Regions from separate parts of the Homo sapiens genome. Here all the other regions are linked to region 1. A link is a loop called in an ENCODE intact Hi-C map of the cell type or tissue named here. Cell type or tissue: PC-3. All regions are shown on one strand. Links, peaks and the distances in the headings refer to the core of each region. The heading gives the core; the rest is flanking DNA.

Region 1 (8,550 bases), core at 177-8,176:
GGAGGCCCAGGCAGGCGGATCATTTCAGGTCAGGAGTTCGAGACCAGCCTGGCCAACAGGGTGAAACCCCATCTCTACTAAAAATACAAAAATTAGCCAGGCATGGTGGTGGGCACCTGTAATCCCAGCTACTCAGGAGGCTGAGGCAGGAGAATGGCGTGAACCCGGAAGGCGGAGCTTGCAGTGAGTGGAGTGCCACTGCACTCCAGCCTGGGTGACAGGGCGAGACTCCGTTGCAAAAAAATTAATTAATTAATTAATTAATTTTAAAAAAACTCAATTTACAGTAGCCTCAAAAACAATAAAATACTTAGAAATAAATTTAACAAAATAAGTGCAAAACTGATTCTCTAAACACTACAAAACAGCATTGAAAGAAACTAAAGAAAATCTAAATAAATAGAAACACATCCCATGTTCACGGATTAAAAGACTTGATATTGTTAAGATGGCAAAACTCTCCAAAGTTAATTTTAAAATGGCAATACTCCCTAAAATGATCTATAGATTCAATGTAATCCCTATCAAAATCCTGGTTGGCTTGTTTGCAAAAATTGGCAAACTGATCCAACAATCCATTATGAAAATTCAAGCAATTCAGAAGAGCCAAAACAATCTTGAAAAAGAAGAACAGATGGAGTCTTGCTCTGTTGCCCAGGCTGGAGTACAGTGGCATGATCTTGGCTCACTGCAACCTCTGCCTCCCAGGTTCAAGCAATTCTCCTGCCTCAGCCTCCTGAGTACCTGGGATTACAGGCGCTTTGATACACCCAGCTAATTTTTGTATTTTTAGTGGAGACAGGGTTTCACCATGTTGGTCAGGCTGGTCTCGAACTCCTGACCTCGTGATCCACCCACCTCGGCCTCCCAAAGTGCTGGGATTATAGGCTTGATCCACCACGCCTGGCACGAATTTGGATTTCAAGCTTACTACAAAGCTAGAGTAATCAAGACTATGTAGTACTGGTATAAGATAGACACAGAGAACAACAGAATGAAATTGAGAGTAAAAAAATTAACCCTCACATTTATAGTCAATTGATTTCCAACAAAGGTAACAGACAATAAGAAAAAACTGGTGCAGGGACAATATCCATATGCAAAATAATGAAGTTGGGCTCCTATCTCACCCTGTATACAAAAATTAACTCATAATGGATCAAAGACCTAACTACAAGACTTAAAACCGTGAATAGTTTTAGAAGAAAATATAGGCATATTTTCAAGAAAATTTTAGAAAAAAATATAGACATAATTTTTGTGATGTTGGATTAGGAAATGGTTTAGTTGACACCAAAACTACAAGCAACAGAAAAAAAAATAAATTATACTTCATCAAAATTTAAAACTTTATACTCCAAGGATACCATTAAGAAAGTATTAAAATGGCCAGGCACGGTGGCTCACGCCTGTAATCCCAGCACTTTGGGAGGCCGAGATGGGCGGATCACCTGAGGTCAGGAGTTTGATACCAGCCTGGGCAACATGGCAAAACCCCATCTCTACTAAAAATACAAAAATTATCCAGGCATGGTGGCACGTGCCTGTAATCCCAGCTACTCAGGAGGCTGAGGCAGGAAGAATTGCTTGAACCCCTGAGGCGGAGGTTGCAGTGAGCCGAGATCATGCCATTCCATTCCAGCCTGGGCGACAGAGAGAGACTGTCTCAAAAGAAAAAAAAAAAAGAAAAAAAGAAAGTGTTAAAACACAATGAGATACGATCTCACACCACTCAGAATGGTTATTAAAAAGTCAAAAAATAACAGATGCTGGTGAGGTTGCAGAGAAAAAGGAACACTTATGTACTGTTGGTGGGAGTGTAAATTAGTTTAACCACTGTGGAATACAGTGTGGCAATTCCTCAAAGACCTAAAAACAGAAATACCATTCAACCCAGTAATCTCATTACTGGGTATATATCCAAAGGCATATACATCATTCTATTATAAAGACACATGCATGTGTACATTCACTGCAGCACTATTCACAATAGCAAAGAGGTGGAATCAACCTAAATGCCTATCAACGATAGAGTGGATAAAAAAAATGTGGTATATATACACCATGGAGTACTATGCAGCCATAAAAAAGAATGAGATCATGTCCCTTGCAGGAACGTCGACGGAGCTGGAGGCCGTTATCATTAGCAAACTAATGCAGGAACAGAAAACCAAATACTGTACGCTCTGACTTTAAGTGGGAGCTAAATGGTGAGAACACACGGACACAGAGGAGAACAAGAGACAGTGGGGCCTACCAGAGGGTAAAGGGTGGGAGGAGGGAGAGGATCAGGAAAAATAACTAATGGGTACTAGGCTTAATATCTGAGTGATGAAATAATTTGTACGACAAACCCCTATGACACAAGTTTACCTATATAATGAACCTGCACATGTACCCCTGAACTTAAAATAAAAAAGTTTAAAAAAAAGAGAGAAAAAAAGAAAAGAAAAAGATAAAATAGCCTATAGACTAGGAGAAAAACTTTGCAAGTCACATATCTGATAAGGAACCCTAGTATACACACAGAACTCTCACAATACAATAAAAGGACAAATAATCCTATTTAAAAATGGGCAAAGGATCTGAACAGACATTGCTCCAGAGACAGCATAAAATTGCCAAGAGGCACATGAAAAGATGTTAAACATCATTAGCCATCAGGGAGATGAAAATCAAAACCATGATGAGATAACCACTTCACCCTGCTACAATGGTTATAATCAAAAAGAGATAATAAGAAGTGTTGGTGAGGATGTGAAGGAACTGCAACCCTCAAACACTGCTGGTGGGAATATATTTAAGAAAATGGTGTGGCCACTTTGGAAAACAGTCTGGCAGTTCCTCAAAAAGTTCAACATAGAATTATAATATGACTCAGCAATTCCACTCTCAGGTATATACTCAAGAGAAATGAAAACATATGCCCATACAAACTCACATACATGAATGTTCACAGCAACGTTATTCATAATAGCCAAGCACTGGGAACAGCTCTTATGCCTGTTAACTGATTAATAAACAAAATGTGACCTATCTATATCTACACAGTGAAATATTATTTATCAATAAAAAGGAATAACATATGTGCTACATCATGGATGAGCCTTGGAAACATTATGCTAAGTAAAAGAAACCAATCATGAAAGCCCACATTTTATGATTCCATTTATATGAAATGTCTAGAATAGACAAATCCATATACACAAAAAGTAGATTAACAACTGCCAGGGGATGGAGGGACTGGATGGAAGGGAGTGGTGATTGCTAAGGTGTGGTACGAGGTTTCTTGTTGGGGTGATGAAAATGTTCTACAATTGAATGTGGTGATAATTGTACAAATCTGTGAATATATTAAAAACCATTGAATTATATACTTTAAATGGGTAAATTATATCTCAACAAAGCTTTCTCTGAAAAAAAAAAACAAAAAACACCTAGAACTGTCAGAGATCTGCCTCTTACTAATGAGTAACCCTGGGCAAATTACTTACTCTGACTCAATTCGCTCAATCTTTAAAATGGGAATATCTATCTTAGACAGTTTTTCTGGAGTTAAGCATGACTAGTACAATGTTCTAAACATAGTAGGTGACCATCAAAATCATAAAACTCCAAAGTATAAAGTCTTAATTATAATGAAAATTATTATCTGGGCACCAAATATTTACAAATACTATTTTTTAAATGAGCACAGTGTGATTTGGAAGTATCATAGTTTTTAATTTCTCAAAAAGCAATAATTTTCCTCAAATATTTAAAATCCATCCTTTCTTGAGCTCATATGCTAAAATTTTGAATGAAAAGTGATCAAAAACTAAGTAATTTTCTATTATGTTTCTTAAAGTATAAAATTAAGAAAGATTAAGAACCTCCACTCTTTTCTCTGAAGATCTTTCAGACACTAGAGATATTTAATTGGCAAATTACTTGCACATGCCATTAAGTGGTTAGACTGAATTTGTTTTTACAAATTCTATGGACTCTTATTCCTTAACCTCCACCACACTATAATCTGAAATCATCAAGGTCTTCACTTATGCAAATTTTAACTTTCCATGTTTTTGTTTCCATACAGAATAACTAAATTAATGCATTTTAATTTCTAAAAGATTCACTTTTTGAAGCAGCATATCTATGAAAAAGAGTTTCTCATTAAAATAAAAAAGATTCATCAAGCTATATTATTTCAAACACTAAACCATAATCTCTCTCTCTTTCTCATGGATTTTAAAAATTCCATTAATACAATAAACACAAAAGGGATGTTTGTGTTAAACATAAAAGTAACCCCTCTTGGAGGCAAAGAGAGGACTGCTGAAGGCCCAGCATTTTATCTCTGAACAGTTTCATGCTTTTTCTAATGCATGCTAAATCCTCAAAGAAAGTTGTGGTTTTTCTCTAAGGGAAGTAATATTCCACCCTGCTGATATGGTTAACAACCAGCTTCTACGGCCATCATCTTTTAAGCAGGGAGCAAAAGACAAATTGTTGAATTCGTACATTAAATAACATAATGGAGTAAGTGGATGCAGACCTATCTCTACTGCCATATGCTCCAATATCAAGGTTGCCATTTCAAACCCTTTTGACAAGTGCCTTTTTACATTAATCACAGCTAAGGGTCTGAAGAGGAAAGACGTATTCTGGCTACAATTCAGAGTCGCTCAAGAAACTTCTAGGGGGAAAATGGTTGCCATTAAAACATAGTAAGTAGAGCATAAGTACTTCACATTAAAATTGAGTTCTCTATAATCCCCTGTAAACTTTTTATTATTATTATTCTGAACATGTAGGTACAGTGGTGATAGGTATCTTTCAAAAAATAAGCACACACACAGCCAAGCTGAGCCAAATATTATACTAAAGTCATATGTGGTATTGGTGTATGTAAAAATTAGGGCTAATTTAAAACTCTTCCAGTTCTGTACTTAGGGATGGAACTAGCCTGAGTTAAGGTCATGTGGCATTCAGGAAAGAACCCTATCCTTCTAGTGCCAGAAGTCAAAGTTGTGATTCTTATGAAACTAGTCACCTTTTCCCCTCTGGGCCTGTTTCCTCATCCATGAAAGAAAGCCATAAACTATACTCAGCCATTGTTCATTTGAAGTAGGAACTACATTCCCTTGGAGAGCTTGTTTAAAACACATTCCCAAGCCCCACACCCAAAAATTATGAATCAGTAGATTTGAGACAGAGCCAGGGAGTCCACAGTTAACCAACATTCTACACTATTACAATGAGAACCCATGGTCTACCTCATTGATAAGACTCCCTCCTCCTCTATAATCTGACAGATCTATCAATTCTCAAGATTCATACACTATTTAAGTCATCATAGTGACTGTGAGTCAACAACAACAACAAAATGGCTCAAGGCTGGCAGATATTTAGCGTAAGATATTAACCATCTGTCACACACACTAACTAAATCAACAGAGGGGCCAACTGAGATGTTTCCAATTATCTGCTAGAAAAAGTATTTTCAACTGGGTAGAATAAATCATTATTAGCCTTTCATAATATCAAAAGTAGGTCAATTAAAATGGTGTTTAGAGGCATATAGCAGACTGTGGCCACTCTCCAGATGTGTAAGCTTGCTTTAATCATCTGCTGTGTGTTAATTATTGTTAACTTTCATTACCACTAGAGAATACAACTAATGTTTTAAAATTCTTAAAGCATTACAGAGTCCTAATTCACTCTCTAAATGCAAATATAATATCTATATTGTTTTCAAAAACCTATTTCCTAAGCTAGTTTCCTTAGACGGATATTATCGAAAATTTTCTTGCAAAAGCATTAACATACATTTAACCCTACTTAAATGCTTCAAGAGCAGATGTACTACAAATGTACACCCACAGTGATCCCATATTAGTATAAAACTGTTTTATTTCAATTAAAATGTCTAAGTATCCACCCCCAACATATACCTAAACTGTAATTTTCTCTGAGAATTTCCAATATGTTCTTGATTTTGTTTCCTTTATCAACCTATCAGAGCAAAAACTGCCTTGCAACTGTTGGAAGAAATCAGTCATTAGCAGCAAGATTACAGCAAATTTTCCAATTTAGAAAAACTGTATTTTTATCTCTCTCTTATACCAGAAGAAGAATGGTATAATTTTCCTATCTTTAAATAAGCAGTACAGTTAGTTTAAAATAGTCAAATTTTCCTAGGACTCTAAGTTTCAGGATTTTATGTTAGCTTTCTGTTCTCTACACCTTCTTTCCTACTCACAAGTTCTCTTCACCCTTCATCATGCATGCACATGAACATGCACATACACACACACACATGCACACACAAACACACAGGTGCACATGCACACACAGGGACAGCAGCCCCCAGTCCAGTCTCTCCACTCCCTGACAGGCTTCTAAGGAACAGTTAACCTTCAGGCAGTAGTTAACTAAGGAGTGGCTTCACATGGTTATTTTGATTTGCTCTCCAACTGACATTCTTCCACCTTCTCAACAGGTCTGCCTTCTTTTCTCCCCCTCTCTATTTTTAAAATGGAGTGATGAAGTAGCAAAAAGTACAATATTTTAGCCATTTGAGCACGGGCGATTCTTAAATTATCCCACCAACTGGAAGTGCTCTCTGATACTACTATCTTTCAAAATTGAAGCCATTATGGTCAATCGTGCAAATCCGTATTTAGCTTTTCGTAAATAGTGGATTTTTGACCCAATGAACTGGAACAGTTTCTGGACAGTCTCTAGGATCTCTGAAAAGATACTCAGTACCCAGGCATGCCACAATTCTTATCAACATAGAGACTATTTACTTTCAAAACTCATACTGTTCTTATTCGAAATTCTTACTCTCTATTTGGGATGTAAGCATGTATAAGAGAATATACTCAGCCCCCTCTTTACCTCTCATAAAATAAAATCAAATCTACTGCAGGGCAATATTTTTCTTTCATCAAAATGACACATTATTTTTGTGAAACACCAAAATCAGAACCAATATTAATGAAGAACTTTCCCCAAGTAACGTTTCTTCTGATTCTTCACCACCTTCTCCCTCAGCTATCTTTTCGAATATTTCATTTTCGAAGTGTCTTTACAAAGACAGTAACAAATGACCTTCCTTTCCAGCAAGCTTAAAAATGATGGGTAAAGTCTGCCTTCTTCCAATCCAATACCAGCATTCCTCTAGCTTTATATATTTAATATTAAATTTGAGTGCTTAACTTCGAAACTTCTCATTTCCATACTTTTAACTCCCATCATTTTCTGCAACCTGAATCGAAGTGACTGAGTGGGTGTTTCCACACATTTCCTAATGTCATCTAGCCTACCCATTTTCCCAAAGCACACCAATTTCATCATAGCAGGTGTTCCTGGACACAATCTAAGTTGAACTCAGAAAGGGTCCCTCCAAACAATTACATCCACATCAGAGAATTAACTAACTGAGGACTCGCTTAGAATTAAGAATTAACTAGCTTAGAAATCGCCCCGGTTCTGTGGGTTTTGTTTAGTGGGAGAGACACAAGAGAAAAGTTGGTGCAAATATAATAAGTTTGCTAAACTACAATTTAAACAAAGTTAAATAGATTTATTTTTTCCGCAGGACTTCTCAGAGCCTTAATAAATTAAAAGTTCCAGGCTTTATGATTCTCTCTTAGGAGAGCCCTTTTCCACATGCCACTTATTAACATAAACAAGAAACGCTTCTCTATAGTTACTAAACTTACAATATATTTCAATAGTGAAGATTAAAGGACAAAAGGTCACTGTAGTTTCCAATAAAGGGCAAAACTGGACCAGTTTCTTTCAGACTCCATGCTAACTGGCAGAGCTGCAGTGGCGAGCCAGCCCAGGCCTCCCAGTGTGGCACAGGGTGTAGACTAGTTTCTTCCATTTTGGTCTTCATGAGAATCAGAACCAATTCCCTTTCAGAGGTCTCACTAGCCAGCCAACCAAACAGTTCTTTCTGTATTTTATTTTGTTTATTTATTTTTGAGACAGAATATTGCTCTGTCACCAGGCTGGAGTGTGGTGGCACGATCTCGGCTCACTGCAACCTCCACCTCCTGGGTTCAAGTTATTCTCCTGCCTCAGCCTCCTGAGTAGCTGGGACTACAGGCACATGCCACCATGCCCAGCTAATTTTTGTATTTTTAGTAGCGACGGGGTTTCACCGTGTTGGCCAGGATGGTCTCGATCTCTTGACCTTGTGATCCGCCCGCCTCAGCCTCCCAAAGTGCTGGGATTACAGGTGTGAGCCACTGCGCCCGGCTCTTTTTGTATTTTTAATAATTCGTTAGTTACTCTACATTTACTTCAGTTACAGAAAAATGTATTTTCCAATCTGTCTCTTGTATTATATATAGGTTGTCTGATACATTTTGTTTCTTCATATATCCAAAACCAAAAGGCATCCAAAAACTGATTATCATTACATTTTGAAGTCATACATAAACTATTCTACAATCAATGTCTTTAACAGCAATGCTGGAAAAGTGTTAAATAAGATATATGTCTACTAGTTCAACTGCCCCTCTATAAAAAGCAGCTTTTATCTTTAAAGGG
Region 2 (8,550 bases), core at 234-8,233, 86 kb after region 1:
AGCAAATGGTTAATGATCACCACAAGATTTCTCTGAGGCCCACTAAAATTTGGCTCAGGTCCTGGTACATTCTATTTAAGGATAGATAAGTATGGTTCAACAGGGGATGGATTCAGAAAAATTACTACCAGCCTCCTGGGCCTCATCTCTATAGTAATTCCATCTATTATTCACCAGTCAAATGCTGTGTGGCTGTTCGGAATTTCCATTTATACTGCTACCTCCCATTCCTATCTTCTTGTTTTAAGTGTCATTTGCTATGAATGAAGAACACTTACACAACTTAATTGAAGACAATGCAAAGTTACCATGAGATGTACCAGTTTTTTAAAGGTGTATTTCAATGAATTCTACCTGGTGGCAAAACCAATACCCAGGAAGTTCTATGAGCTGGAAAAAGGAAGCCACAGAAATGTAGCCACCCTTTTAAAGTCAATTCAGAACAGCTGTCCAGCATGCATACTTTGCATCACATAAGCTTGGGATTATTAGACTTAGTTCATTCTTGGGCTTTAGAAGCCTGGAATTATTAGACTTCGTTCATTCTTGGGGTTTAGAAGAGTCATCAAACTTTAGATTGTTTCCAGAAGGCTTACTTTCACTGTTACATTTTTTTCTCATATATTAATAGCATGCAAATATTTACAGCTACTATTGTTATAACTGCCTGATTTTCTTTATGATTCTTCTTCTGAATTTGCATTTGTAAGAATGGATTCCAACATTAAAACAAAAATTTTATATCAAGAATTTTAAATCAAGTAACTGGTTTTCAAACATACAGAGTAATTCACTAAGAAGAAAGGGGTCCTTTACAGATTACTATGAAATATTATTTGCTAACAAGATAAAGAATTTTGTTGAAATTTGATAACATTTTACTCTGATTCCAAATTTAAGGGAAAAAGAGAGGGTTTTGGTGTTTTGTTTTTTTTTTTTTTAGTTGGGGGTCTCATTGTGTCACTCAGGCTGGAGTGCAGTGGTGCGATCATGGCTTACTGCAGCCTCACACTCCTGGGCTCAAGCAATCCTCCCACCTCAGCCTCCTGAGTAGCTGAGGCTAAATGCATGTGTCACCAGGCCCCACTAATTTTTTAATTTTTTTGTAGAGACAGTCTCACTATGTTGCTCAAGCTAGTCTCAAACTCCTGGCCTCAAGTGATCCTTCCATCTTGGCCTCCCAAAGTGCTGGGTTTACAAGCATGAGCCACCATGCCTGGCCCAGAAAGTGGCAATGTTGGAACAGAAAAACTCTATGCATAGTTTCTTCCATAAACTGGGAAAAGTCTATCATTATTTAAATTTAGTATGGAAATTTCAGGTCGATTCAATGAGTCTATGCTCCACAGGAGCAAAATTTGAGAATCACTGAATATGTAAAACTTTTTGACAAGATAAACACTGGTTATAATTGTGTAAGTCATCAATAGCGTTTGCAAAACACATACTAGGTAGGTACATCCTAGAAATAAAAAGAAAAACAATAACACAATTTCAAGAACTGGTGTTTTTAAAAAGGCAGGGGGTAGGGGAGAACATGGCAAGAAGAATACAAAAGTCATCTTTCAGGACAAATGAATTCACTCTCCTAATATGAGTTAGAGCAGCCATAGGTAGGGGGTCACCAGAAAATTCCTACCTGTAGGAATATTTTTTAAACAGACTTTCTTACAAGGGAATCAAGCCACAGTTGCAGGCTCATTACTTTAACAAATCACAGTGGTATAGAATGGTGTATTCAAAATAGTTGTCAGATCTAAGAGAGGATGGTGGGGAAGAATATAAGAAAACCTACACGAAAATAAGAAATGCTAATTTGAAAAATAAAATGCAAAGAAAAGCAAAGCTCTCCTCTTTCACTGGGAGGCTGTAGAGATGTGAGACCACCATCTCTGTGAGGGCACCTTACTCCTCAGATCAACCCCAACTCTGGCAAAGATCAGGAAACAAAGTAGATTCTCTGGAAGTGCTGAATATAGAATAAAGTCTTTCAGGTCAGTAAAAATCTGACATTTACAATGAAAATAGGCAACTCTCTTCAGACCAATGGTTCTCAAAGTGTGGAGACCATCAGCATCACCTGGGAACTTTTAAAAATACAAATTATCACACCCATCCCAGACCCAAAGAATCAGAAACTGGGTGAGGCCCAGCAATCCCCTATGATTTAACAAGCCCTCCAGGTGACCCTGATGCAGTTAAAGTTTAAGAACCACAGCTTTAGATAATGTCCAATTTTAATGTACGGATTATAAGATGTAGGTTCTCAGTCCTCGCTGCATATTCAAGTCCCCTGAGGTGCTTTTAGGTTTTACAAAACCCAAACCATACCAAAGGTCAATCAAATGAAAATTTCTAGAATGGATATCTTTAGAGCTCCCTCAAGAAATTACCATGTGTGGGTGGACTGAGAACAACTGCGTTAGGACCCGAGGCCCAACCTCAGCTGCTACGTCACCAACTGTACAGCACAGCCCTTCCTCAGCAATACTTCCCCAGTCACCCTCCCAAACCTGAAACATCTGAAAGCCAAGACAAGCACAGACTTACACTGAAAATTCTACTATCATAAAGTAAATATTTGCCTTAGATAAGAACTACAAACTCAAAGAGGTAGCTCATCAAAAGCAAGCTTCTGGGTGTGTGTGTGGGTGGGTGGGTGTAAATAAGCATGCAGTGACAAGCAGGAAACGGAGAGAGAAGGAGAAACAGTCCTGCATAGTCTTTTGAACCTGAGGAAATAGTGCAGTAGATGGCCCTGAATCCCAAAGAAAAGTATTCTTGGGTGTAACCTAACCACTTAGAAGCAGGGGCCCACCCTCCTTCTTTATCTTCCTATACTAAAGACACTAGAAGGCTGAAACTACAATTCCCAGACTCCCTTGCTGCTATGCGGCCTATGTGCCATCAATTAGATGAAATTGAGTGAGATTTGGCAAATGTTTGGGAGTTGGGGGGCACCTTCTGCTGTTTCTGCCAAGCACGCACCATTGCTGGAAGTGTCTAGTTTTCCTGTGGCAACCTCCTGCCCTCCCATGTCAGTGGCCACATGGTCCTGAAACACTCTCCACTTGGCAGGCAGCATTGTGACTGCACAGGAGGTCACTGCTGTCTTGGTGGCCTGCTCTGCTTGAGACTCTAGACGTCATTCTTTAGAGCTCAACCTCAAGTCTGTTTCTTTACCTTCCCAACAAATTGTGTAAGCCATTTAATATCCTGTAATAAATCTCTCTCTGCTTAAACCAGCTAGAGTAGATTCTGTTCTCTGCGAGTGAGCCCTGACTGATACAATCAGTAATTGCAAAAGAAAGTTTGGAATTCCCTAAAACCACAGTTACCATTAACTTGAGAAGAAGAAAAAGGTATCTCAAACTTAAGAAAATAATTTTTTATTGAAACCACTGAGTCACTCATCCTTCATCCTACAGTTTCCCTACGACCTAATAAATGAAGAGCAGTCATTATGGGAAAAGTTACTGAAATATAAATTAGTACAAAGACAAGATGCCCTGTTAAGCATTCTTCAAACCACAACATTTCTATGTAATCAGCTGGCAAAACTTCATTTCACTCAACAGTTGACTTATAAAGTATCAGACACCACAAATGTTAACCCACTGGGTAATTACATCAGCGAGTCATTTCAGAGGCACTAGAGATGTTTATCAGAAGGATTCAGTAGGTTGTGATGTATGTTAGATTTCACTCTGCTCTGTTGTAGAACATAAACTAGAAAGCCATCATCATTAAAATTCTGATATTAAGAGGCAGAGTATAACAGTTAAGAATGAATGGTGGTGTTTTAGCTGGGTTCTGTTATGCCAAAAGAGCCTGAAACATACTAGTTCTGGATTTTACTATTATTGTTATTAAGCTGACCTCTACCTGCTAGATGGGAGTAGCAACCCCTTCCCCAACAAGCTGCAACAACCAAGAAACTGTCTCCAGAGGTTGCTAAAAGAAATCCTCTTGGGGGCCAAACTACCCCACCCCCCAGCTAACAACCACTCCTTAGATGGTGATGCTCTACTTGCTCATCCATGCAACACAATCACCTATGGGAAAGCTGCAGTGTACTAGGCCCAGCGCCAGGCACCGAGGAGAAAACACCCAATAAATCAGAAACCCTGCCCCAAGCAGGGAAAGCTGACTTATCGACAAGTGGTTGGTACAAAATGTATGATGATACATGCTATCATAAGGCAGAGTGGCAGGAGAATTAATACACTAATTCTGCTAAAGTTGAGGGTCACAGAGGCAGTCTTTGGAGCCGGATCACTTATTATTAATTATAACGATAACAATGACCAGCTAACTTTTACTGGGTCCTTAACTCTATGCCAGGCATTATGCTAATGGCTTTTTATCTTATTTCATTTATATACTGTATCATTAAAACTCTTTAAGGGGAAGAGTGAGTAATATCCCCACTTTTCAAATAAAGAAGCTGAGGTACTAAAGAGTCTTAAATGAATACCAGTAGATCACACAGCCAGAAATGACCCCTGAGCTCAGGTTATTTAGACACTAATTATAATACCTGAAGGATATTCCCAGAGTTTAGCAAGCAAAAAGGGGGACTTTAAAGCTACCTTTAAGAATGGAGACACTGGACAACATTGTAATTGTAACCAATTTAAAATAAATTCTTTTTAATTTGGCATTATGATTCATAAATGCCCATGGCTCAGTAGAAGGCAGAAATGCCTAGTGCAGAATATTATTCTCCAGTATTTTATGCTGAATTCAGTCTCAATTTTTGTAAGCATCAAGGTTACAGTATAATTAGGAACCAGCTGCAATTGTAATTACCACGCCCAATATAATTTGTTACATATTAGCAAGTGTCAAATTACTACTGCTCCTTAAATGAATAAAAACTGATTGTGCTATTCTGAAGACTGGGGCTATGTTCCTGATGGGGAACAAAGGAATATAAAAAGTATATGACGTATTTATAAAGTGCTGAAAAGCTCTACTTAGGAGATCACAAGTTGCTGAAGCCCAGATAATGCCATAAAAAGTTAAACACTTCTGAGAGAGAAAAGCTAATTTAATAAATACAGAGGAAGAGGAAGCCAAAAATGAAAGGACAATAAAGAAGTTGCTTCCATTAAATATGCCTTACCTGTCCAAATTCCTGCTATCAACCTCATCTAACTGAAGCACGTCAAGAACCAGAAGGAAGCAAAAAGGAAAAGGAAAGGGGCTCTCTGCACAGCTGGAGGCTCATCTCAAAGACGACACACCATCTCACTTGAGTGAGCCCTCCTGGGCCCTATTCCACAGCCCACAGCTTTTGACATGACTCTAATGCTTTGCAAACATTAGCTTACTGACACTCTCAACAGCCCTGAGGAGTAGACACCGTTATGTCCATTTTACAGATGAGGAAACTGAGGCACAGAGAGGTTGAGTAACTTCCCCAAGTCACACAGTTAGCAAGTGGCAGAGCCCTAATTTGATTGCAAATCTATGATTTCAGCCATTATGTGACACTGTCCTTCAGAGGAAAAGAAAGCACAGTATTGAGCAGGCAAGAGAATCCAGAGATCAAAAGAAAATTAGGACACAAGAGTCTGATTTCTGAGCATCCCCCAGTCTGACCTTCAGGGCAAGGGCAGGGAGCTTCCCATTTCAGATACACCTGTGGTTATGACAGCCCAGTGCTTCTGGCCCTCCTTGCTGTTCCCGGTTCTCCTCCCTTCTCCCAACCTTCTTACTGGTGTAAGAATAGAGAGCCTTGGGCCTGTGTGGCCAGACTTCTGACCTCTTGGGCAACTGCAGGATGGAGACTGCTTGCCTTTTGAGCCTCAGCTCTCTTCCTCTTGTTCTCCTACGATGGGAGTACAGCAGCCAAACGGTAGAGAGCCTTGGGCCTATGTGGCCAGACTTCTGACCTCTTGGGCAACTGCAGGATGGAGACTGATTGCCTTTTGAGCCTCAGCTCTCTTCCTCTTCTTCTCCTAGGATGGGAGTACAGCAGCCAAACGGTGAGCTTAGTCCCATCCACTTCCATCTTCTCTTTTGTGCCCTTCATCCCTCTGCATTTTGTTCTTTTTGCCCTCTGATACCTCCTAGTGCCCTATCATCTCTACCCCCAGGGACTCAGGAGATCATGCAGCAGAAGCAGAAAAAGGCAAACGAGAAGAAGGAGGAACCCAAGTAGCTTTGTGGCTTCACTCCAATCTCTCTTGCCCTTCACTTGTGTGCCTGGAGCCAGTCCCACCACACTCGCATTTCCTCCTGTAGTGACCACAGGTCCCAGCACCGATGGCTTCCCTTTGCCATGAGTCTGCGGTGGGTCCCTTTTGTACTTCCTTCCCCTCAGGTAGCCTCTCTCCCTATGGGCCACTCCTGGGGTGAGGGGGTTAGCCCTTCCCAGTGTTTTTTATTCCTGTGGGGCTTAAAAGTATAAAGGTAGCTTTGTAATTTAAAAAAAAAAATAAAGAAAATTAAGACACATCAGTTGTAATGCATGAACCTTATATACATCACAATTCAACAACTATTTAAAAAATTTTAAGACAATACGGGAAATGTGTACAATGTGTACAGAACACCTATTTGAAGATATTGAAGAATTATTATAATTTTTTAAAGTATAATAATGATATTGTGATTGTGCTTTGAAGAAATCTTGTTTAGAGATACATAAAATATTTACAGATAGGATGGCTGAGTTTGCTTTGAAAAACATATGGGGATGAATTAGCCAGGCATGGTGGCATGTGCCTGTAGTCCCAACTACTCAGGAGGCTGAGGTGGGAGGACTGTTGGTTGAGACCGCAGTGAGCCATAATCGCGCCACTGCACGCCAGCCTGGGTGACAGAGCAACATCCTGTCTCCAAAAACAAAAATTTAATTAAAAAAAAAAAAGTAGGGATGGAAGGAGGAAAGAGGGCATGGCATAAATGAAACAATATTGAGGACATAAATTGATGATTACTACTGGCTAGATAGGGAGATGAGGGTTAATTATACTATTCCAGTTTTGCACTTTTTGGGAAATTTCCATAATGAGAAGTTTAAAAAATGATGCTGTTCTTTCAAGGACTAAGTCAAATGCCTCTTCCTCCAGGATTCTCCAACCAGATTCCCCTCATAGAATGTTTCCTATTTCATGAGCTTTGCAATGGAACATTTAAATCTGACTCCACTGCGGCCGGGCGCAGTGGCTCACGCCTGTAATCCCAGCACTTTGGGAGGCTGAGGTGGGTGGATCACCTGAGGTCAGGAGTTCAAGACCAGCCTGACCACCACGGAGAAACTCAGTCTCTACTAAAAATACAAAAATTTAGCCGGGCACGGTGGCACATGCCTGTAATCCCGGCTATTCGGGAGGCTGAGGTAGGAGAATCACTTGAACCAGGGTTCAAGAGGTTGCAGTGAGCCAAGATCGTGCCACTGCACTCTAGCCTGGGCAACAAGAGCGAAACTCCATCTCCAAAAAAAAAAAAAAAAAAAATCTGACTCCACTGTTAACCAGCAGCATGACCTCTTGTTTTCTCATCTGCTAAAAGTAAGAGAATAGAGAATAACAATTGAATGAAAACAGCACAACTTGAGACAATCTAGCAGCGCCTTGCTTCCCAGTTACTCTTCATATTCAGAGCAGCCTAGCTGATTGAGGCAGCAGCAGATACCTGACCCCTGTGGGGAGGTGATCTTGGCTTTCTGAACTAATCAGATTTCCTCTGAAGGCTGAACCAGCAGATTCAGGCTGAATTAGCAGCAGGTCTCTCTAGCTGATGATGTGGCACTAGTGAAGGGTCACGAACTCCTGGGGTTGAGCAACAAAAATTAAACTGGCTCCCTACCTTTCATCTTATACCAAAAGAACTACAGCTGGATCAGAGTTAATCTTTAAAAGGAGAGAGAGAGAATTTCAAAAAGTACTAGAAAAACGCACAGGTGGTTTCTTATGTAATGTTAAGTAGGGAAGCTGATTTCAAACATGACAAACTCAGAAGCCATATAATCCAGAAGCCATAAAGAAAAAAATGATAAATATTTGACATAACAATTTAAAAAGTGAATATAAATCAGTTAAACAACAACTGAGAAGAAAAACAACAACAAAATTTGCAATAGATAGGACAAAGGGGCAATGTTCTTCATTTACAAGCGCTCTTAGAACAAATCAATGTGAAAAGGCAAATAAACCAATAGAAAATTGGGCAAAGGTCAAGACCAGGCTCTTCTCAAGTTGCTGTTGGACACCACAAATGGATTAACTGAAATCTTCATGAACCACCATAAAAAAAGAATCTAGGACTGAGCTTTCACTTCTGGAACTGAGCTGGGAGGCAATGAAAAGATGTTGGCATCCTCAAACTCAGAATCAACATCAGCCTGCAATAAAATGAGTGTGTGAATTCTCAGAAGTGAATGAAACTCCTTGCCAGTGAGCACAACAAAGTCAAAGAAGAGACAGGATATCACCCTCTTGTCCTTCAAGCCATCTGATGACCCAGGGTACTACTGAGACTAGCAGGGCTGAAACAGCAGCAATGGAACACATTGTTTGGACCTGCTGGGAATTTTGC
Region 3 (8,550 bases), core at 240-8,239, 130 kb before region 1:
AATCTAACATTGCATTCCAGGGGGAAAATATACCACATTTGTATGCATAGCATCCTAGACCTAGAAAGTACTCTGTGAGTGCCTGGTGGATGGGTTTAGCTGATCACACTGAGAAGGGTTCTTTATGGTTTCATCAATCAGCATTCTATAAATTTGGCAATCCTAAATGGTTTGTTCTACAATGGAACTTTTGATGACATATTATATACTGCTATATGGTATAGTTGATTATGTTGGAACAAGCTAGACGGTGTTTTTTAAAATTCAGCCAGGAACAAAAACCGAATGACTTTAGAAATGGGAGTTTTCTATTCTGGATGCATAATTCTAAGTAAAAAAAAAAAATCTCTTGCTTTTACTGCATGTTATCTATTTCATTTAACATCCCCTTGACTACTCCTGATACCACAAGCTGAGTTCCAACAGTGACAAAAACTCTGTTAATATTGGCCCCAGTGGTGAAGATGCAAATGGTCTGGTGACTATTGATATAGTCTGGAGTCTTTGGGAAAGAGAATACCCTCTGAGTCGGAAATACCGCCAGTAGTGTTACAGCAGTATTTTTCTTAAATGAGTATTCTTTATGTTTAATGTATCTTTCTCATGGCCCTCATCAAAGTAAAACTAAACAACAATAACAAAAACAGATATTCTTTATTGGTCACTTCCTAAAAAATAAAAAAGAGCAAAGGAGAATGTTAAAAAAAAAAAAAGCCTTTTCTCTCTCTTTCTTTTCTTCCTTTCTTCCTTTCTTCCTTTTCCTTTCCTTTGTTTATAACAAGTGTAATTGTGGGAGAGAAATACACATGAAGACATGCTCAGAGATACAATGGCAGAAAATAGATAAAATTTAAAAACTCTTTGCTCTATCTCCTTTGCATACACATAACGTCCCTTAACTCACTTAAGATTGTATACAATATTATTTTATCCCTCTTTGTTGTATTCTAAAAGGACTGAAAAACAGATTAGTTTAACAATCTGTTTTATATTTTAAAAGGCCTTTTGGAAAGTCTTTATTTTGACTTAAATGTTATATATATACACACTATATATATGCACACACATACATTCATACACACTGTCTCTATGCAATAAGGAAACACAATATGACATATATACAGAATTTTCTGCAATAAAAGTGATTTTACAGCTTTTGGACAGAATTACTTGAATATGACATATTTTGTGAGTAAATATGATTTTACAAAAGTTACTTTGGCTGATATGTGGCTGCTAAAATTTCTTTCTAGGATGCTATCATCATTTCTAAATTGTAAAGTGTTGTTATACTCATATTTGTACTATCGTACTGGCAGGTCAGGCTGGTTTTCATTTTTATGTTATTGCCCTTACTTTTCTAAGTGATATTACAGACTATAGAAATGTCTGCAACTATAGGCCAGTCTCGCCTATTGTCTGGAGTCTAGACAGGCTATAGAAAAATCTCTGTGACATATAATAGGCCAAACAATTTGTAGGGCTGTTTATCCCTACAAATTCACTACCAAGAAAAAGAAAGGATATACTATTTTATTGAGAGTAGGTAATATTACAATCTCTAGCCCTTCTCTGAATGACCGAAAATCAGGATAAGCTTATACACTTGAAGAGTTCTTTAGGTATTGTTTGATCATATACAAAGCAATCTATAGCTCAGAAAAACTCAGACTTAACAAAATAATTGCCTTAACTGTGGTTTTATAAGTATTTTTATAAATTATATTTATTTGGGTAGAAGGGGAACTTTTGTGTTTCTCTTTGTCACCACAAAGCTTTATTCTAAATCGCTGAAGACCTCGTCTGTAGAGGTACAATGTACTAAAAGGAAAAATGACTTCCCTACATCTGAGGCTTAGCTGCAGCCCACTTCTGAAAGAGGTAGATCCCTTAAGGGCAAATGCTGCCATTACTGTGATTACTATAGGATCGTTCACCAGCCCAGAACTGACAGAACATAACTGTGCTTAAAGAGAAGTGCACCCTCTAGACAAGTACCTTCTCAGCCTTCCAAATCACCTAAACTGCGGAAGGCCAGATGGAATGCTTCATGGCAGGGTGGCACATTTGGAATTAGAGGTCTGATCTAAGGCTGGTGCATGACTGACTGCAGGAAGGGTCGTCGAGCAAAGAGCTATTCAAGAAGAAACAAATAAGGTATTGAAGACTAAATTGCCAGTAGGCTCTGCCACCACTACCAATATTCAAAATTGGTTCCCTGGTCCCTATTAAAACGAAACTCATAACCACAGTCATGCTGGCCTTTAGATAGAAAACCTTGCTTTGTAGAACCCTCTAGAAAGAAGACAAAATGCTCTTAGATAAGCTTTGTAATACAATCTGTATTAAAAAGTAGATGGTAGGTTTTTTAGAGCACACAATGTTGGTCCATTTTCCTCAGTACGTTGAATACATGTCTGTGGGAAGACATCTCATATTCATTCTCCCAGTGTTGATTTGAGGAGATTTTTTTTTAGGCTGGGGAGAAAAGAGGGGCCTGTAGGCTAGCTTTTGCCAAGACCTTGTTCCACAAGTGAGGCTGTCTTGAAGAGTATAGGACCTGTGCAATTGCATAGGGCACCGTGCTTAGGGGAGCCCTGAGCTTGGGTCATTGTCTTAAAATTGTTAAAAATTTGTCAGGAAGGAACGCCACATTTTCATTTTTCACTGAACCCTGCAAATTAGCCGGTCCTGTCAACTAGAGTGTTACTCTTAATGCCACTCATGAGGCAAATCAGAAAAAAAAAAAAATAGGCCTTAACCTAGATCATTAGGAAGAAAGAGAAATCTGTAGAAATGTAGTTAAATGGATGGACACACTACAATCTTCTCATTACCTGTTTCTCTTTTTTTTTCTTTTCTTTTTTTTTTTTTTTTTGAGACGGAGTTTTGCTCTTGCCCAGGCTGGAGTGCAATGGCACACTTCTGCCTCCCGGGTTCAAGCAATTCTCCTGCCTTAGCCTCCTAAGTATCTGGGATTACAGGCGCATGCCACAACACCCAGCAAATTTTTGTATTTTTAGTAGAGACAGGATTTCGCCATGTTGGCCAGGCTGGTCTCGAACTCCTGACCTCAGGTGATCCACTCGCCTCGGCCTCCCAAAGTACTGAGATTACAGATTTGAGCCACTGCACCCTGCCTCATTACCTGTTTCTTAAAACTACTTAAAAATGTTTAATGAGAAGGGCCACGACTCTACATTATAAACGTCAAGGTACATATAGAGCTAAAGCCGTACTGGAGATCCCAATTCACCTCCCACAACCCTCTTTTGATCACATCATAATTTTGCCTGAAAATATATTAATAATATAATTTGGGGAAAGATCTCTGAGATGCCTACCCCAGTTGGAGTGGAGCGGGACAGGCTTTCTCTGTCCACACCATTGTTGAGAACTCCCTGAAGAGAGACTGCTGTGAGCACTGATGGAAACATCTCCATTCAAGCCCAGGTAGTCTTGCCTTCCTGTGAGCCCTGGCACTCCCTGATTAGGGCATTGCAGAAAGGGACTCTGGTGTTACCAGTCACTGACAGTCATCTGCCTCATCTCCTGTCCCAGCTGAGGCTGCAGCTGCTGCAGGGAGCCCCAGCTCAGTACCCCCATGACCATGCCTTTCTCTTATTATGTACAATTATCCTCTATGACTTTTAAGATGATAGCAGAGAGCACAGTGGCTTGAATCCAGATTTAGTGGTGCAATTTATTATGAACTTCTGAAGGGGTAAACACAGGATTGTGTATGAGCTCACTGAAATCACCAGACTGAGTTTGTCCATCTCCCTTTTTTTTTTCTTTTTGTTACATTTAAATGACAAAGACATGAGTAATATCCCACAGCCTATGACTCAAGAGGTAAAATATAAAACAGCAATGTTTTCAGGTAGGTCACATGATGCTGTGTTTATATAGCACACATTTTTGGTTGTTTGATTTCAGCATTATATCTGGAAAATACACTGTACACATTTATTTTCACAGATAGGGGTCTATTTTCTTTGCAGAGCAGGTGCTGAACTCCCATTAGCATAAATGGAAGTTATGCGAATCTGAATCTGACAAAAGACAGAGAAGACCCCTTTTTATTATTTGGCTATAATTTTTACTCTATTTGTGCCTTCAAAAGTTACTTACATAGACAGTGGTTGCATGCACCATTTAAATTTTCTGAGATTCAAAATTAAAAATGAGCCTAGCTTCTGAATAAGTTTTGAGAAATCTCCAAACTATGGCTTGCAATTTGTTTGTTTTGGATTGTAGGAAGGATTCCATTCAATTAAATGAAACATGGGTAGGATAATAAGTCAAAAATTAACTATTAATATACCTGAAAACAGAGCTATTGTTGGATTTTTTTTCAAATGATGTATGAACACACATTTTAAAGAATTAAAAATAAAAACGACTCATTGCCATGTCTCCATTACTGAAGAGCAAGCTTTTCTATGCATATAGAGCTGACTTCAACAGCACATAGGCCAGTATGTATAGAATTATTCACGTGTCCTGATGATTGATAGCCAGCCTATCTACCTGTCTTTCTTGCAGATGTGTTTTATAGAAAGCCCACCGCCATTGTTAAGGCTTCAGTGCTGTCACACAGATGCAGCTGTCATAAATATCCCCTAACAACTATGTTTGCTGCTTATCTGAATTAGTTAGAATGCTGTTTGCAGCTCCAGTTTTGAAAGAAGCAGTTTATCTTCCACCTCCTATTATTTCTTTTTCCATTAACCTCTTCCAGGGAAGATTTTGTTTTCAGTTGTGATAAATTCACACAGGTTTCAAATCCCTGATTATATTTTACAGTAGTCAAATGATAAAATTACAGAATCATTTTCAGCTCAAAGTAGGATTTGAAGAATAAAATGGAAACTTAAAAACCATGGTTTGAGAGACGGACAAATCTTATCCTAGCTTTATTGATTTGGTATCCTATTCACTAGTTACCTAAGAAAATATGCATAAATCTTTAAATTTGAACTCTGAACTTTGATAGCATTTCAAATAGCTTGTTTGATACGACTATTTGGGGGCCAAAAGAATAGTATTCATTTCATTACAAATTTCAATAAGTATAATACATTTGACATTGGATATATGGGCTTTGAAAAATTCTTGGAAAAGAAAGATGTGGGTTAACATGAGAGATCAAATGTAACACTGCCAAAAAAGTAAAACATGATTTTAAATGTCCATTTGAATATATTTTAAAGCCAAAACGAAAAATCAAGAGAGAAAAGTTTATTTGTAACGCCAACAGGAAGAATGGCCTACACAATATATTTTAGAATGATGGTCAAGGTGTTACATGTAAGAACTGTTAACAAGTGCCTCAAATAGTTTCATAGCCAGCAAGAATAAGAATAAAAAAAAGAGATTCAATGGGCCATTTTTTTATGCTTTCAACAGTAGTTTGATGTAGTGGCATGTGATAAACTGGAAGTACTGGGAGCTAAAAAGGGTTTGAGTAACACAAAATAAATACAATACAATGATGATTTTTAAGGGGAATCACACTTAGGCAATAATAGTGTACTTTGTGGAACTCCTTCATGTTTTCCAGTAATACAGGGCCTACATCAATTCTCCATAAGCAGCCTGTGCCTTGAATATAAATAATTCTCCTCCTTGAGGAAGTGGGCATACGAAACACAAAATTGAAAAGTTAAACTTAGATTTGGGAGGTTAATTCAAACAAGAGTCCCTTAATAAAAAGAACTGCATTTGCAATCAGCCAGTTTTAATAACCGTGCTTTATGAAGGCCTTTGTCCCCTGAGCAAGGCAAACCTGATTGCATGGCTCGGTTTTTGCAGCCTCCAGAAGAGCACAGTTGGTCTCAGCTTAGCAAGATCCAGGTATGATCATCTGAATCACTGGTGTTTCTCATTAAATGAGTGTGGCCATTAATTTCCTAGATTCTTGAAGGCCTTTGCAAGTACTGGCTTATTCTTAGGTGGATAAACAATATTATTTTCTTTAGCTGATACCAAATACTTCCTTTGATTTTCTCTCCTTGAAAAAGAAAAGACTTAGGCGTAAATTCTTCCAGTGATACCAAACATCCAGATAAAATGTGAAAATCCAAATACCTGGTTCTGTCGATAACATCTAGATAGCAGTTGATGGCATAAGAACAAAGCATCAAGCTTTTCAACTGGATTTTTCAGTTTTTACTTGAATTTTTAGTGTTACAGCCCCAATGCTGTGCTATTAAGTCAAGGGGCACCAAGATATATTTGCATGGGCAGATTTGAGATGCTAATAAATATAATTATGTAAAATAAGCCACTTTGAAATAATATATTAATTCATTTGTCATAACAAATTATATGTATTTGAAATTAAATATTTTGGGTAAAATCTATGATTGTAATTTTGGTATTAACTTTATTTCTTCTGGGAAAAGTGCTTAATTTAAAAAAGAAAAGGCGCAATTAATTCCAATTAATGTTGTAAGTATTCATCTTATAGTACGTGTAATAGCTGTGGCTTTCACTTTGATAATTATATATGTAAAAGACCATGATTAAACTAATTATTATATAAATAGTGTGCTTATTCAGGTAGCATTAGTATATGAAAATGGACTTATAGGATTAATATCTTCTCAAGCAAATGTTTTTTCTGAATTGAAAAGAAATACTTATGACTTCATGTATTATGGAGTAGTTGATTCAATGAAAAGAAAGCCCTAATATCTAATATTATAAACAGCAAATTAATGTGTGTATAGTAATTTCAAAATTCAATGAAGTTCATATATTCTCATTTTGGTGATAAATGATCTATGAATATAAACCTTCTGAAAGAAGAACCAGTTTGTATAACTAATCATCTTCATGATTCTTCTGTGGTTTCAAACTGTCATCTTCAATGGCAGTTTGGATTATGAAGCAGTTGTTAATTATAGTGTTAATTTTTTTATGGCTGACAAAATTGTGTTTAGTTCTATAATTTCAAAATTGCTAAATTTTATCTTGAAAAATTGCTGCTTAGAGCAGTAGCCTCAAATCACAGCTTTAAAAGCTAAATGTGAAGTCTCTCCAATCATCTGTGAATCGAGATTAACCCGGGCCTGTACAGAATGGAGTTGTTTCTTACATGTGTATGTGTGCTACTGTTGGCATATCTAAAATATAATACATAATCAAATATCTGCTTATTCATGTTTCCTGTGTAAATATTTATACACCACGTAGGTCGGACTTGAAAAGCGAGGAAGTGAATGAATCATTATATTTCACTTTCAAGGAAAGCTTACATGAATTTTTGAGAATGTCAGCTATCAGAACATCTTTTAAATTTTAAAGCATGAGTTACTTATCATTTAAGAAATATCCAAACTGCTAACATTGTAAAAGCAATTTCATACTTTTAACCTAGTAGATAAATCAGTGGCCCATTTCTAAGCTCTTTCTCCTAATAGTCAACCAATAGTTTCTCAATTCAGATTAAATTTTTTATTTGTATTGGTCTCAGCATTAAGGTCCCTTAGATAGAAAGTGAACATAAACTAATATTTTCAAAGTGAATAAATAAATAAGAAAGTGAACACCTTCTAGTATGATTTAAAAAAAAAAAAAGTTACCCTTGTGACTTAAAAAAAAAAATTCAGATTGTCAGCCCTCCCTTGATTATCACATTCCTCAGCTTCTTTTTTAACCTTTGGAAGACCACATCCACAGAATTGTACAAAAAGTGGTTATTTGACAATTGTCTATTAAAACACAATAACCCAGTCTAGCAAAGTGCCTGGCACAAAATAGGCACACAATAAATATTTGATGGGTGAATGAATGATTCACATGTGAAAATTTGAGGAAAAATTAAGGGAAAGCTTAATTGTTTAGAGCATTCAGGATGTAGCCTCCAAGTTGGCTACAGATTGATGCACAGGAAAAAAATTACTTAACTGTAGTTGCACAGAAAAGGATATTTAGAAAATATCTTTAGAAAAGAGTACTTACCCTTCCCCCCAATCTCTTTCCCAGTTTCCCTCCCCTCCTGTGCTTTTAAAAGTGAGCAGTTGGCCACTAGTGTAATAAAAGCATAACCGTTGATTCAAACAGTTGTCAAACCACTGGAAAAATGCTTCCTTTTCATTGTGCTTTTTTTGGACACTATAGATATGGTAAATCATGAACTGCGTTATAAAAATACCTCTTTTGTGCCCAAACATTCAGTAGGAGGGAATGACATTTCTTTTATTACCTTGGTAAATGTTTTTAAGGTGTTTAGCAATAAGCCTTCTTTTTGTCAAAACTGCTTAGACGCAGTGGTTGCTAAGAATTTATTAGAAAACCTATAGTTAATAATATCAAGAAAAGAAGGGATATGTGTTTAGTAGCTAATATGACAGTTGAGCTTGTGTAGCACATGCTTTTGCTTTTTCCTACCATTTTCTTGATCTTTTGTGTTATGGAAAACAAGTTATTCATGTTTAGAAAGTTTATTTTTCATTATTGCCCATCAACCAGCGTTTTTAGCATTTTCTCCATCTTTTGGGCAGAGAAATAGATTGTTCCAAATAGTAGGGAAAAAAATAA

The links. Peaks named below come from ENCODE experiments on the same cell type or tissue, not always from the same donor. Only the 100,000 strongest peaks of a DNase experiment are listed, where the experiment ranks them.
Region 2: it touches region 1 in a loop (2.2-fold over the local background); 4 of 110 quality-filtered maps call a loop at or near these places.
Region 3: a loop joins it to region 1, with 2.8 times the contacts of the local background. A loop is called at or near these places in 2 of 110 quality-filtered maps.

What each region holds. Positions count from the first base shown.
Region 1 is chr7:96,214,486-96,223,035 of GRCh38, forward strand. All of the region lies in intron 4 of SLC25A13 (solute carrier family 25 member 13), which reads right to left. MIR591 (microRNA 591) reads right to left here and starts at 5,271; the gene lies at 5,177-5,271. In PC-3, for the core only: no CTCF peak of the experiment used is centred there; a DNase peak (open chromatin) is centred at 5,096; H3K27ac peaks cover 2,152 bases.
Region 2 is chr7:96,300,706-96,309,255 of GRCh38, forward strand. The region is part of intron 1 of SLC25A13 (solute carrier family 25 member 13); the gene reads right to left. Among named protein-coding and RNA genes, the nearest start is that of SLC25A13, 17 kb to the right of the region's middle. In PC-3, for the core only: no CTCF peak of the experiment used is centred there; DNase peaks (open chromatin) are centred at 2,596, 3,156, 3,566 and 4,086; H3K4me3 peaks cover 775 bases; H3K27ac peaks cover 3,867 bases.
Region 3 is chr7:96,081,582-96,090,131 of GRCh38, forward strand. The region is part of intron 16 of DYNC1I1 (dynein cytoplasmic 1 intermediate chain 1); the gene reads left to right. Among named protein-coding and RNA genes, the nearest start is that of MIR591, 130 kb to the right of the region's middle. In PC-3, for the core only: no CTCF peak of the experiment used is centred there; DNase peaks (open chromatin) are centred at 3,780 and 7,180; H3K4me3 peaks cover 938 bases; H3K27ac peaks cover 2,801 bases.